Linked DNA regions of Mus musculus: region 2 is linked to region 1. Evidence: chromatin loops called from intact Hi-C (ENCODE). Cell type or tissue: left cerebral cortex. All regions are shown on one strand.

Region 1 (8,000 bases):
CTGGTGTAATTCAAATAGGTTTGCCTTTATATGCTACTTGGCCTTTTTTCCTTTATTGCTTTCAATATTCTGTCTTTATTTTGTGCCTTCTTTGTTCTGATTATAAAGTGTTGGGAGTAATTTCTTCTCTGGTCCAGTCTATATGTAATTCTGTGGATCTCTTGTATTTCATGTGCATTTCTTTCTTTAGGTTAGGGAAGATTTCTTCTATAATATTGTTGAAGGTATTAATGGGCCTTTAAGTTGAAAAATCTTCATTCTGATGTATACCTATTATCCTTAGGTTTGGTCTTCTCATTGTGTCCTGGATTTTCTGGATGTTTTGAATTAGGATCTTTTTGCATTTTGCATTTTCTTTGATTGTTATGTGCATGTTTTCTATAGAATCTTCTGCACCCCAGGTTCTCTCTTCCATCTCTTGCATTCTGTTGCTGATGCTCAAATCAATGGTTCCTGATTTCTTTCCTAGGATTTCTATCTCCAGAGTTGTCTCCCTTTAGGTTTTCTTCATTGTTTCTAATCCATTTTTAGATCTTGGATGGTTTTGTTCAATTCCATTACCTGATTGGTTGTGTCTTCCTGTAATTCTTTAAGGGTGTGTGTGTATGTGTGTGTGTGTGTGTGTGTGTGTGTTTCCTCTTAATGACTTCTACTAGTTTAGCAGTGTTTTCCTGTAATTCTTTAAGGGCTTCCACCTGTTTTGCAGTGTTCTCCTGTATTTCTTTAAGTGAGTTATTAATGCCCTTCTTAAAATCCTCTACCACCAGGGGTATCCAGGTCTCGCTGTGGTGGGCATACTGGGTTCTGATGATAATCTTGGTATCTGTTAGTAATACTTTTACACTTGTCTTTCACCATCTGTTAATCTCTGTTCTTAGTTGATATAGCTGTCTCTGGCTGGAGCGTGTTCCTCCTGTTTTTCTGTTAGCCTCTGTCAGCACTCCTGGGTAGTCCAACTCTCCCCTGAGTAACAGTGGTCAGAGCACTCTCTGCAGGTAAACTCTCCTATAGCAGGGAAAGTGTCCAGAACTCTGGAGCTCTGATCCACTTCCTGAGTCCTGGGGTCAGAGCCCTCCCCAGAGGCCCACTCTCCTCTGGCAGTGAAGGTGCCCTGGGGTCTGAGTCTCACCTCTGCCTCCTGGTTGAGGATAAAGGCCCAAAGGGACCCTGTCCAAGAAGCTTTGTTGCTTCTGCTGCCCATGTGATCACAAGGAATCCCAAGGTCCTGGGTGTGATAGGTGGTCTGTGGCATGGAGAGTCCTCTGGGGACCTTGGCGAGCTCCACTGGGTTCACAGGGAAGATGCCAGGGCTGGCCCTATCCAGGACGAATCCCAGCCTCTGATCAGAAGGGTTCCTTTGTCCTAGTTCCTGCTGGCACAAGACCCTCCAGGATTCTTTGGAACTGATTTTGCTTTCTACTCACCAGTGATCCCGAGGCCCTGGCTCTGCTAGATGCCCTGTGGAGTAGAGTCCTTTGGGGACTTTTGAATCTTCTGCGGGGTTCCTGTGCAAGATGGTGCACAGCTGGCCTCGACCATAATGAATCCTCATGACTTTTTAAAAGCTAATCCCACATGTCAATGATGTTTTCAATTACAAATACTTAATATAATGCATTTTCATTTTTCAAATCATGCTTTATTTATTTGGCATGCATGTGTGAGTCTCTCTCTCTCTGTCTCTCTCTGTCTCTTTGTGCGTGTGTGTGTGTGTGTGTGCGTGTGTGTATGTGTGTGTTTGTATGTTTATGTGCATAAGCAGTGTTTTCTCCAACCACTGTAGAATCTAACACCCTGGAACTATAAACCTAAACAAACTCTTTTCTCTATAATTTTTTTTTAGTCATGATGTTTTATCAAAGCAACAGAAAAGTGACTAATAACACTCATTTAAGGACTTATGGTAATGGGAGGAAAGATATGAATGAGGTAGGAGGCTACAGCTAAGATGTAATCTTCTTTTGCTGTGGAAAAAAGACAGGGAACATTGTTGGTAAGATCAATGAGTCTCAGATACAAAACATGTTTTTCAAAGGTATCTTGTCAAAGAGGTTAAGTAAACTACTTACTTATATCAAAGGGTACATTTACAGAGACACTTCAATTAAACTCTCAAAGACAGTAACTATAATGTGCCTACATAGCATTGATATGATACATCTTAATGTTCTTCATAGGCTACATAGCATTGATATGATACATCTTAATGTTCTGCATACCTTACTCTTCTGAATAATATTACTTTCAAATCCACCCTCTAACTGTGTTTACTGAAACAAAAATCCCTTTTGCCCTTGCAATAAGACATATTTTGGGGTAGGAGAGAGAGGGGGGGGGCTTGGAAGAACACACACACACACACACACACACACACACACACACACACACACACACTGTAATGCTACTGTTCTTTGAGAAGCTTTTACTTCTCATATCAGTCTTCTTAACTCAGTGTTCTTAGAGTACTTTTTTTTCTCTCTTTAAAATCTGACTTTAAATCATTTTCTCTTCTTAAAACTAATTTCTCTATTAATATTACATATCCAAGTTTTACTTAGGTATACATCTCTGAAAATAAACTTCCCAGGCAGATTTCAGTGTGTCAATGAGCTGTGATTCTAAGGCTACTGAAAGTTTCACTGTGGGACTTGAGATCTGATAAACAATCATTTCTCTTCATTTTTCAAGGAAATAAATGATCTGTGTGTTTAGCTACGTAATATATTATTGTATTATTTTAATAATGGAAATTAAACTGTTTAATGTTCTCAAAACCCAAAATGATAGATATATAAGGTAATAAATATACAAACTATACCTAAAAATGATTATTCATCATATGTGTCTACATTATATTGGCAAATTATACACTGTACCTCTATCTATAAAAATTATATTTTAATATTAATATTAATACTAATAATAAAAAACCAAAGCAGATTGTGGTTTTAAAAACAAGAGTGGAGATTTTTTTAACAACAACAAAAAAAAAAGTTGAAAAAAAATTTATGCTTCGGAAGTACAAAGGCCCTGTGTGAAAGATATCTTGAAAGATGGGGAGAATATGATCAAATATATTTACATTTAAAATTTTAAGCAATAACCATATAATAATAATAATAATAATAATAATAATAATAATAATAATAATAATAATGATAGAAAAAAGTGTGCTGCCATATATTATGAGATTTCAATTAAGTTTGATGTTATTTTTCTGCCTAACTTCTCTGTAGCCCAGCTGTCTTGATAATTTCAGGCTCTATTCCCTGAAATTCTCATTCCCAACATACTCACAAACCCTCCCAGACAAAATGTGAAAATCTTCCTTTCTTTCTTTCTTTCTTTCTTTCTTTCTTTCTTTCTTTCTTTCTTTCTTTCTTTCTTTCTTTCTTTCTTTCTTTCTCTCTGAAGTGTTAGTTTGGATGGCTGGTGTAGGATCATGAAACTCTAGAGACAGCCACTCCCATATCATTGTTCCCAATGAGATATTTGCAAATCTTGTCACTTCTAAATTTAAAATGTAAAGCACAAGACTAGATTATGTTCCACAGCAGAGTTCCACAGATGTGAAAGAAGATTCTCTAAATCATAAAATGTTTCCTTGGATATAGGTGTTGTTGATGTGAAAGTTGTATAGGTCCATACCACATATTTGCAGGTTTTCCTCCACTATGTCACTTTCAAGGACAACAGTACTTCAGAAGCATACATTCTAAAAAGTACACTCATATGCTCTCTCTGAGGCCCAGGAAATATAGTGGAGGGAATGGCAGAAAGAATCTAACAGCTTGAGCCTAGAAACTGGAAAATGATTGCATGAAGTAAAGTCACATGGACAGAAGGGATTGACATGGTATTCATGATTTGCTTACTTTTCCATGGCTGGAATATGGGGTTCCATATAACTTGAAGGAATTCAGATATGATGTAGGAGAATCCTGTGGGAGGAGGGATAGCCACACATGGCTAGGACACTGTGTGTGGGACTCAATCTAGGTCTGGAGATTTGTGGAGAATATGTGAATAGGTTGTTAGGGAAAGTCACCCGGCCAGCCCTGGAGAAGACTGTAGGAAGTCTCAAGGTGCTTGAAGACCCTTATGGAAGAATACAAGGAAGGATTGCAGTTCATAAGGGATAGGAATTTTGTAGGAATATTAATAGAATCAACTAACCTGGACACTTGGGGCTCTCAGAGTATGAACCAATAACCAAAGAACATACAGGGCTGGAGCTAGGCTTCTCTGCACATATGTAGCATATGTAGAGCTTGGACTTCATGTGGGTCTTGAAGAGCAGGAACATGAACTATCCCAACAGCTGTTGATTGTATGTAGGATGTGTTCTTCTAGCTGGGCGTTATTGCCTGGCCTCTGTGGGAGAGGAAATGCCTAGCCTCACGGAGACTTGAAATGGCAGGGTGGGGGATACCCAGTGGTCACCACCTGATCAGAAGAGAAGGGTAGGAGGAATGGGGGAAGGACTGTAAGAGGTTGTGACAAAAAGGGGGTCAGTATGCAGGATATAAACTGAATAATTAAAAGTAAAAAAATTAGAATGCATATATCCAAATAATGTTTTATGTGATAAGAATAACATGAGTATCTTCTTTATAATACTTAAAATGAAATAATAAAAGTCCTAACTTTGAACTTTTGAGGAAAATTGATATCAGAATGTTTGTATGAGTTGCTAAGGTTGCTTAAAGAAAAAAATAATGGGCTTTTAAGTTGTTTTTTGTTTGTTGTTTCTCTGTTCAACGTGAATGTGGACACCTGTGTGTGATAACTGGAGGCTTTTTCATATAAGTATATATTATCCAATGTCTTCATAAGTACTTTTAAACAATATGCAAACACTATCTTCTGCAATCTCCATCAAGGTTGATCTAAAAGCCAATATGAGCTCATTATGCTCTAGAGACACCTACTCATGTGTATTTCGCCCCTGTGAGATACAAGTATAGCTCCTGGTTATATTATTATATTGGCAATATTATAAGATAAAATTCCATTTCACAGCAGAGCTCTAGCTGTGGAGGGAGGAGAACAATATGATTTCCTAGTTATGTGTGTTAGGTCAGTGTTCTGGATAGGAGATATCACACAGCCTTCCGTTTTACTCCTATTTTTCTATTCTTAGGACAACAGTAAGTATTAAAATATGTAAATATATGTAGGCAAAACTGTAAATGGATATAAAATACCAAGTTATTTTTGTTTTGATTCATAGGTGCAATCAAAAAAGAGTAAATTTAATATCTATAAAGGTAAAGCAGCAGGTCCAGGGAGCCATGATTATTTATTTACTTATAATCTCACTCTTGACCCATTGCTCTACTTACAACCATGATGCATCAGAAAAGCCAGAATTCAACTCTAAATTCTTTTTGATCTTGAAGTGATGGTTTCATTCTAGAGGGAGACCATGTTCTAATTTTCTAATATTTAAAATATTCTACAGTATCAGAAAACCTCATCTCACTTTCAATTTCAGAAAGTTGTAGAACTTTCAACATCCATTTAATATATCATTTACTAGGTTCCTTTTCCTGAGAGTATCAACTTTCAGACATAAGTATTATGAGCTGCTATTCAGAAGACACGAGGTAAAGATAAGCAAAAATTGGAAAGGTAATGGCTGTGACTTACATGATTTTGAATAGTTATCATCCTACATACTTGCAAAAAATTACACATTCATTTTAATGTAAGTACAGGTATATCCCATGAAGAGAAAGGATGATTTTCCTATTGGTTATTTAAATGAATAAGGTCATAATATCTGATGCCATGAATATAAGAGATTATTAATGAAGAAAAATAAGTGTGCCTAAGATTTTCAAGTTGGAAGTAGGTCTCAATTCAGTAACCTCATATGAAATCACAGTTGTATTTTCAGGAGTTACATGATCCACCACGGTAGTGGTACAAAAAGATGCACCTTGTAATATACTGTATTTGAGGTTACACATTATGTAGAAAGAGCAAAGATAGCTATCCATTAGTGTTTACCTTATTCTCCCTCATACCCAAATATAACAAACTTGTGTGGCAGTAATAGAAAATAGCAAAAATGTGTAAAAGAAAATGAAGCTCATTAGAAGTAATGAAAGCATTTAAAATAATTCTAATTTTGAAAAACTATGACCTTAGATTGTTAAATAAATGACAACTGATATATTTAAACTTTATAATGAACATGTTTCATACATCAGGAAGTTATCATTTAGTTCAATTTTAAAAGGAAAAAATGTAATGAAAGAGCTTAGCAACTTAGATATAAAACTGAGTACTCATGAAGCAGCACCTAAAATTACTTCATAGCCACAGCTTGTATGGTAAACTTGATGGAAGTGTTAGAGATGGAAAACACAACAGATAGGGTTTGTTACTAACAAAAAACAAAGAATAATTGCACGTACCTATATTGTACTTGTTTCAAAGATTCTGATGCACATCTCAGAAAATACATTTGTAAGATTTTTGAAGACAAAATAGTTCTTTGTGTGTTAATGAAAAATCTATTTTCATTTACCAAAAAAAAAAAAAAAAAACAACCTGACAACCTGAAATAAGACCTATATTTACAATAGGGATGCATATTGAGAGCAATAAAGTAAGTTTCCATTTGACCCATTTCCAGGTAAATAACTTCCTTTAGGTCATTCCCACCCAGAATTCAGATGAGATCATTTCATACTGTACAGGATGCTGACACATGAATAAGACAATGTGAACATATTTAAAATCGCTTGCTGATGTCCAAATACAAAATTTTTTTTATTTCATCCTAGGAGTCTGTTATAATTTCCATAAAAAATGATGCAGAATATTTCAGAACTATCAGAATTTATTCTTGTTGGGTTAACAGATGCACCATTCCTGCAAACTCCTTTATTTATCATCTTTACTCTCATTTACTTGACAACATTGTTTGGGAATCTTGGGATGATAATGCTGATTCTGCTGGACTCCAGACTCCACACTCCCATGTACTTTTTCCTCAGTAACCTCTCTCTGGTGGACTGTGTTTATGCCTCAGCTGTCACCCCCAAGGTGATGGAAGGTTTTCTCACAGGAAATAAGATCATATCCTACAATGCATGTGCTGCCCAGATGTTCTTCTTTGTAGCCTTTGCTATTACTGAGAATTTTATCCTGGCCTCAATGGCCTATGACCGTCATGCAGCAGTGTGCAAACCTTTGCATTACTCCACTACTATGACAACTACGATATGTGTCTTGCTTCTTGTTGGATCTTACTTGAGTGGACTCTTACACTCTTCCATCCATGTTTCCTTCACATTCCATCTTTCCTTCTGTCGTTCTAATGTAGTCAATCACTTCTTCTGTGATATCCCCCCACTATTAGCTGTTTCTTGCTCCAGTATTCGCACAAATGAAATTATACTCTTCATGTTGGCAGGATTTGATGTGGCTTTTTCACTATTGGTTATATTGACCTCTTACTTACTAATTTCTGTTGCAATTGTGAGAATGCGCTCTGCTGAGAGCAGGAAGAAGGCCATTTCCACCTGTGCATCCCACCTTACCACTGTTTCCATCTTCTATGGAACAATTATCTTCATGTACTTACAGCCCAGCTCCAATCACTCCATGGACACTGACAAGATGGCATCTGTTTTCTACACCATGGTCATTCCCATGCTGAACCCTCTTGTATATAGCCTGAGAAATAAAGAAGTCAAGAATGCATTCAAGAAGGTTGCTGGAAAAGCAGTGCTTTCACTGGGATTAATCAATTAACTACAAAGTGTATTGTAGTTCCGGGCATATTCTTTATATGTATTTTCTGTGTATTCCTTTTAGATTCAGACAATATACAGCAAATGTTGGATATGTTATCATAGAAATTAGGGGCTTTAATTTAAAAAATTAGACTGTAATCCTAGATATTAGGATACCCAATACTGACCACACTTCATGTGTTATCTGCTGTTTAGTAAATATTTCCTCTGAATTGTGATATTGTTTGC
Region 2 (8,000 bases), 84 kb after region 1:
AATGATAGATATATAAGGTAATAAATATACAAACTATACCAAAAAATGATTAATCATCGTATGTATCTACATTATATTGGCAAATTATGCACTGTACCTCTATCTATAAAAATTATATTTTAACATTAATATTAATAGTGAAAAAACCAAAGCAGATTGTGGTTTTAAAAACAAAAAGTGGAGATTTTTTTAACAAAAAAACAGTTGAAAGGCCCTGTGTGAAAGATATCTTGAAAGACGGGGAGAATATGAACAAATATATTTAAATTTAAAAATTTAAGCAATAACCATATAATAATAATAATAATAATAATAATAATAATAATAATAATAGAAAAAAGTGTGCTGCCATATATTATGAGATTTCAATTAAGTTTGATGTAATTTTTCTGCCTAACTTCTCTGTAGCCCAGCTGTCTCGATAATTTCAGGCTCTATTCCCTGAAATTCTCTTTCCCAACATACTCATAAACCCTCCCAAACAAAATGTGAAAATCTTCCTTCCTTCCTTCCTTCCTTCCTTCCTTCCTTTCTTTCTTTCTTTCTTTCTTTCTTTCTTTCTTTCTTTCTTTCTTTCTTTCTTTCTGAAGTGTTAGTTTGGATGGCTGGTGTAGGATCATGAAACTCTAGAGACAGCCACACCCATATCATTGCTCCCAATGAGATATTTGCAAATCTTGTCACTTCTAAATTTAAAATGTAAAGCACAATACTAGATTATATTCCACAGCAGAGTTCCACAGATGTGAGAGAAGATTCTCTAAATCATAAAATGTTTCCTTGGATATAGGTGCTGTTGATGTGAAAGTTTTATAGGTCCATACCACATATTTGCAGCTTTTCCTCCACTATGTCACTTTCAAGGACAACAGTACTTCAGAAGCATGCATGCTAAAAAGTACACTCATATGCTCTCTCTGAGGCCCAGCAAATATAGTGGAGGGAATGGCAGAAAGAATCTAACAGCTTGAGCCTAGAAACTGGAAAATGATTGTGTGAAGTAAAGTCACATGGACAGAAGGGATTGACATGGTGTTCATGATTTGCTTTATTGTCCATGGCTGGAATATGGGGTTCCATAAAACTTGAAGGAATTCAGATATGATGTAGGAGAATCCTGTGGGAGGAGGGATAGCCACACATGGCTAGGACACTGTGTGTGGGACTCAATCTAGGCCTGGAGATTTGTGGAGCATATGTGAATAGGTTGTTAGGGAAAGTCACCTGGCCAGCCCTGGAGAAGACTGTAGGAAGTCTCAAGGTGCTTGGAGACCCTTATGGAAGAATAGAAGGAAGGATTGCAGTTCATAAGGGATAGGAATTTCATAGGAAGATTAATAGAATAAACGAACCTGGACACTTTGGGCTCTCAGAGTATGAACCAATAACCAAAGAACATACAGGGCTGGTAAAGATCAGTGAGTTTCAGAAATAAAATGTGTTTTTCAAAGGTATCTTGTCAAAGAGGTTAAGCAAATTCTACTTACTTATATCAAAGTGTACATTTACAGAGACACTTCAATTAAACTATCAAAGACAGTAACTATAATGTGCCTACATAGCATTGATATGATAAATCTTAATGTTCTTCATACACTACATAGCATTGATATGATACATCTTAATGTTCTTCATACCCTACTCTTCTGCATAATATTCCCTTCAAATCCAACTTGTAACTGTGTTTTGAAACAAAAATTCTTTTTGTCCTTGCTATAAGACATATTTTGGGGTAGGAGAGAGAGAGAGAGAGAGAGAGAGAGAGAGAGAGAGAGAGAGAGAGAGAGGAAGGCCTTGGAAAAACACACACAGGTACACACACGTACATACTGTAATGCTACTGTTCTTTGAGAAGCTTTTACTTCTCATATCAGGCTTCTTAACTCAGTGTTTTTAGAGTACTTTTTTTCTCACTTTATGAAATCTGACTTTAAAACCTTTTCTCTTCTTGAAACTAATTTCCCCATTAATGTTACATATTCAAGTTTTGCTTAGGTATATACCTCTGAAAATAAACTTCCCAGGCAGATTTCAGTGTGTTAAGGAGCTGTGATTCTAAGGCTACTGAAAGTTTCACTGTGGGACATAAGATCTGATAAACAATCAGTTTTCTTAATTTTTCAAGGAAATAAATGATCTGTGTAGTTTAGCTACATAATATATTATTGTATTATTTTAATAATGGAAATTAAACTGTTTAATGTACTCAAAGTCCAAAATGATAGATATATAATGTAATAAATATACAAACTATACCTAAAAATTATTATTCATCATATGTATCTACATTATATTGGCAAATTATACACTGTACCTCTATCTATAAAAATATATTTTTAAAATTAATATTTTAAGAAAAAACAACGCAGATTGTGGTTTTAAAAACAAAAGTGGATTTTTTTAACAAAATAATTTTTAAAAATGTATGCTTAGGAAATACAAAGGCTCTTATGTGAAAGATATATCTTGAAAGACAGGGAGAATATGATCAAATATAATAAAATTTAAAATTTTAAGCAACAAACATATAATAATAATAACAATAGAAAAAAGTATGCTGTCATATATTATGAGATTTCAATTAACTTTGATGTTATTTTTCTGCCTAACTTGTCTGTAGTCAAGCTGGTTTGATAATTTCAGGCTCTATTCCCTGAAATTCTCTTCCCTAACATACTCATAAACCCAGACAAAATGTTAACAGGCTCCAGAAGTGTTAGTTTGGATGGTCGGTGTAGGATCATGAAACTCTAGAGACAACAACTCCCATGTCATTGCTCCCAATAAGATATTTGCAAATCTTGTCACCTCTAAATTTAGAATGTAAAGCACAAGACTAGATTATGTTCCACAGCAGAGTTCCACAGATGTGAAAGAAGATTCTCTAAATCAGAAAATGTTTCCTTGGATATAGGTGCTGTTGATGTGAAAGTTTTACAGGTCCATACCACATATTTGCAGCTTTTCCTCCACTATGTCACTTTCAAGGACAACAGTACTTCAGAAGCATGCATCCTAAAAAGTACTCTCATATGCTCTCTCTGAGGCCCAGGAAATACAGTGGAAGGAATGGCAGAAAGAATCGAACAGCTTAAGCCTAGAAACTGGAAAATAATTGCATGAAGTAAAGTCACATGGACAGAAGGGATTGACATGGTGTTCATGATTTGCTTACTTTTCCATGGCTGGAATATGGGGTTCCATATAACTTGGAGGAATTCAGATATGATGTAGGAGAATCCTGTGGGACGAAGCATAGCCACACATGGCTAGGACACTGTGTGTGGGACTCAATCTAGGTCTGGAGATTTGTGGAGAATATGTGAATAGGTTGTTAGGGAAAGTCACCTGGCCAGCCCTGGAGAAGAATGTAGGAAGTCTCAAGGTGCTTGGAGACCCTTATGGAAGAATAGAAGGAAGGATTGCAGTTCATAAGGGATAGGAATTTTGTAGGAAGATTAATAGAATCAATGAACGTGGACACTTGGGGCTCTCAGAGTATGAACCAATAACCAAAGAATATACAGGGCTGGAGCTAGGCTTGTCTGCACATATGTAGCATATGTAGAGCTTGGACTTCATGTGGGTATTGAAGAGCAGCAACATGAACTATCCCAACAGCTGTTGCTTGTATGTAGGATATGTTCTTCTAGCTGGACTTTATTGTCTGGCCTCTGAGGGAGAGGAAATGCCTAGCCTCACGGAGACTTGAAATGCCAGGGTGGGGGATACCTAGGGGTCACCACCTGCTCAGAAGAGAAGGGGAGGAGGAATGGGGGAAGGATTGTAAGAGGTTGTGACAAAGAGGGGGTCAGTATGGATGATATAAACTGAATAATTAAAAGTAAAAATGTTATAAAAACACATATATCCAAATAATGTTTCATGTGATAAGAATAACGAGTATCTTCTTTATAATACTTAAAATGAAATAATGAAAGTCCTAACTCTGAACTTTTGAGGAAAATTGATATCAGAATGCTTTTATGAGTTTCTAAGGTTGCTTAAGGAAAAACATTAATGGGCTTTTAAGTTGTTTTTTTGTTTGTTGTTTCTCCTTTCAACCTGAATGTGGACACCTGTGTTTGATAACTGGAGGCTTTTTCATATAACTATATATTCCCCAATGACTTCATAAGTACTGTTAAACAATACGCAAACACTATCTTCTGCAATCTTCATCAAGGTTGATCTAAAAGCCAATGTGAGTTCATTATGCTCTAGAGACACATACTCATGTGTATTTTGCCCCTGTGAGATACATGTATAGCTCCTGGTTATATTATTATATTGGCAATATTATAAGACAAAATTCCATTTCACATCAGAGCTCTAGCTGTGGAGGGAGTAGAACAATATGCTTTCCAAGTTATGTATGTTAGGTCAGTGTTCTGGATAGGAAATATCACACAGCATTCTTTTTTAATCCTATTTTTCTGTTCCTAGGACAACAGTAAGTATTAAAAATATGTAAAAATATGTAGGCACAACTGTAAATGGACATAAAATACCAAGGTTTTTGTTTTGATTGATAGGTGCAAACAAAAAAGAGTAAAGTTAATATCTAAAAAGGTAAAGCAGCAGGTCCAGGGAGCTATGATTATTCATTTATAATATCACTCTTGACACATTGCTCTTCTTACAAACATGATGCATTAGAAAAGCCAGAATTCTACTCTACAGTCTTTTGATCTTGGAGTGATGGATTTATTCTAGAGGGAGACCATGTTTTAATTTTCTAATCTTTGAAATATTTTACAGGATCAGAAAACCCAGCTCACTTTAATTTCAGAAGGTTGTAGAACTATCAACATCCATTTAATATATCATTTACTAGGTTCCTAATCCTGAGAGAATCAACTTTCAGACATAAATATTATGAGCTGCTATTCAGAAGATACCAGGTAAAGATAAGCAAGCGTTGGAAATGTAGTGGCTATGACTTACATGATTTTGAATAGTTATCTTCCTACATACTTGCAAAAAATTACAGAATAATTTTAATATAAGTACGGGTAAATCCCATGAAGAGAAAGGATGATTTGCCTATTGGTTATTTAAATTAATAAGGTTTTATTATCTGATGCCTTGAATATAAGAGATTGTTAATGAAGAAAAATAAGTGTGCCTAAGATTTTCAAGTTGGACATAGGTCTCCATTCAGGAACCTCATATGAAATCATAATTTCATTTTCAGGTGTTACATGATCAATCACAGTAATGGTACAACAAGATGCACCTTGTAATATACTATATTTGAGGTTACACATTATGTAGAAAGAGCAAAGATAGCTATCCTTTAGTGTTTACCTTATTCTCCCTCAAACACAAATATAACAAACTTGTGTCGCAGTAATAGAAAATAGCAAAATGTGTAAAATAAAATAAAGTCCATTAGAAGTAATGAAAGCATTTAAAATAATTCTAATTTTGAAAAACTATGACCTTAGATTGTTAAATAAAGGAAAACTGTGATGTATTTAAACTTTACAATGAACAAGTTTCATACATCAGGAAGTTATTATTTAGTTCAAATTTAAAAGGAAAAAATGGAATGAAAGAGCTGAGCAACTTAGATATAAAACTGAGTACTCAAGAAGCAGCACCTAAAATTACTGCATAGCCACAGCTAGTGTGGTAAACTTGATGGAAGTGTTAGAGATGCAAACACAACAGATAGGGTTTGTTACTAACAAAAAGCAAAGAATAATTGCACGTACCTATATTGCACTTGTTTCAAAGATTCTGATGCACATCTCTGAAAATACATTTGTAAGATTTTTGGAAACAAAATAGTTCTTTGTGTGTTAATGAAAAAACTATTTCCAATTTCAAAAAAAAAAACTGAAATAAGACCTATATTTACAATAGCGATGCATATTGGAAGCAATAAAGTAAGTTTCCATTTGACCAATTACCAGGTAAGTAACTCTCTTTAGGTCATTCCCACCCAGAATTCAGATGAGATCATTTCACACTGTACAGGATGCTGACACATGAATAAGAGAATGTGAACATATTTAAAATCGCTTGCTGATGTCAAAATACTATATATATTTTTTTTATTTCATACTAGGAGTCTGTTATAATTTCCATATAAAAATGATGCAGAATATTTCAGAACTGTCAGAATTTATTCTTCTTGGGTTAACAGATGCACCATTCCTGCAAACTCCTTTATTTATCATCTTTACTCTCATTTACTTGACAACATTGTTTGGGAATCTTGGAATGATTTTGCTGATTCTGCTGGACTCCAGACTCCACACTCCCATGTACTTTTTCCTCAGTAACCTCTCTCTGGTGGACTGTGTTTATGCCTCAGCTGTCACCCCCAAAGTGATAGAAGGGTTTCTCACAGAAAATAAGATCATATCCTACAATGCATGTGCTGCCCAGATGTTTTTCTTTGTAGCCTTTGCTATTACTGAGTGTTTTATTCTGGCCTCAATGGCCTATGACCGTCATGCAGCAGTGTGCAAACCCTTGCATTACTCCACTACTATGACAACTACGATATGTGTCCTGCTTCTTGCTGGATCTTACTTGAGTGGACTCTTACAATCTTCCATCCATGTTTCCTTCACATTCCATCTTTCCTTCTGTCGTTCTAATGTAGTCAATCACTTTTTCTGTGATATCCCCCCACTATTAGCTCTTTCTTGCTCCAGTATTCACATAAATGAAATTATACTCTTCATGTTGGCAGGATTCAATGTTGTTTTTTCCCTATTGGTTATATTGACCTCTTACTTACTAATTTCTGTTGCAATTGTGAGAATGCGCTCTGCTGAGAGCAGGAAGAAGGCCATTTCCACCTGTGCATCCCACCTTACCACTGTTTCCATCTTCTATGGCACAATTATCTTCATGTACTTACAGCCTAGCTCCAATCACTCCATGGACACTGACAAGATGGCATCTGTTTTCTACACCATGGTCATTCCCATGCTGAACCCTCTTGTATATAGCCTGAGAAATAAAGAAGTCAAGAATGCAGTCAGGAAGGTTGCTGGAAAAGCATTGTTTTCACTGGGATTAGTCAATTAACTGTAAAGTGTATTGTAGTTCCGGGCATATTCTTTGTATGTATTTTCTGTGTGTTCCTTTTGGATTCTAACAATATACAGCTAATTTTGGATGTGTTATCATAGAAATCGGGTGATTTAATTTAAAAATCTAGACTGTAATCCCAGATAGTTGAATACCCAACACTGCACCACACTTCATGTGTTAACTGATGTTTTGTAATTATTTCCTCTGAATTGAGATATTGTTTGCTTGAGAGATTCAGGAGAATATAAGACTCAAGAAGTAAATAAATTACAATGCACAGATGTGTCAAAACTTTAAGATTCAGGATGCCAAAGAAACTTACTAGGTTCCTGAGCTCAGAACTTTATAAGAGTCACATAGGTTAGTCCATAGAACCATAATACCACACTAATGATAGAGACGAGTCTCTCAAACCACACTTCCTGAAAATTGCTTATTGGGTTATAGCAATTCATATTTTTACTGAGTGGCCACCCATTCTGGATGGACTTTCTAATAATGCATCTCTCTCAGATATACTCATTTTCTTGCAGTTAGCTTCTTACCCATACCCATGTAAAGTCATAACCATGACAAAACTCATTGTTTCAGCAAGAGAGACTTGCAACAAATTGTTTTATCTCTATGTTGTTGGAATGCTCTCTAGGTTGACTAGACATTTCTGTACATCTTATTCAGAAAACAGCTACTTTTATAGCAAACCATGACTAGGTAGATAAATACATCAACAGATACCAGAGTTATAGTGTAATTTTTTACATGTTTTATTAGTTTCTTGAAAGATCCAAACAATGTTTTGCAATATTCACTCCCTTTCAATTAACATTCCCTCCTTTTATACCCATCTATTTTTAAGCACATTAGTTTTCTCTGATTAAGATCAAATTTATGATTCTCAAATGATCATTGTTGTGTGAGCTTTTATGAAATATGGTCAACCTAGC

The links. Hi-C counts contacts between places; a loop is a spot of excess contacts. Peaks named below come from ENCODE experiments on the same cell type or tissue, not always from the same donor. Only the 100,000 strongest peaks of a DNase experiment are listed, where the experiment ranks them.
Region 2: a loop joins it to region 1, with 36 times the contacts of the local background. A loop is called at or near these places in 11 of 42 quality-filtered maps.

Annotation. Positions count from the first base shown.
Region 1 is chr19:13,495,523-13,503,522 of GRCm38, forward strand. It overlaps Olfr1477 (olfactory receptor 1477), which reads left to right and starts at 5,024. Exons shown (of 2, transcript NM_146696.2): 1 at 5,024-5,150; 2 at 6,798-7,770. The coding sequence starts at 6,823. The coding sequence ends at 7,770. In left cerebral cortex, no CTCF peak of the experiment used is centred here; no DNase peak of the experiment used is centred here.
Region 2 is chr19:13,579,204-13,587,203 of GRCm38, forward strand. It overlaps Olfr1484 (olfactory receptor 1484), which reads left to right and starts at 6,103. Exons shown (of 1, transcript NM_146291.1): 1 at 6,103-7,050. The coding sequence starts at 6,103. The coding sequence ends at 7,050. In left cerebral cortex, no CTCF peak of the experiment used is centred here; no DNase peak of the experiment used is centred here.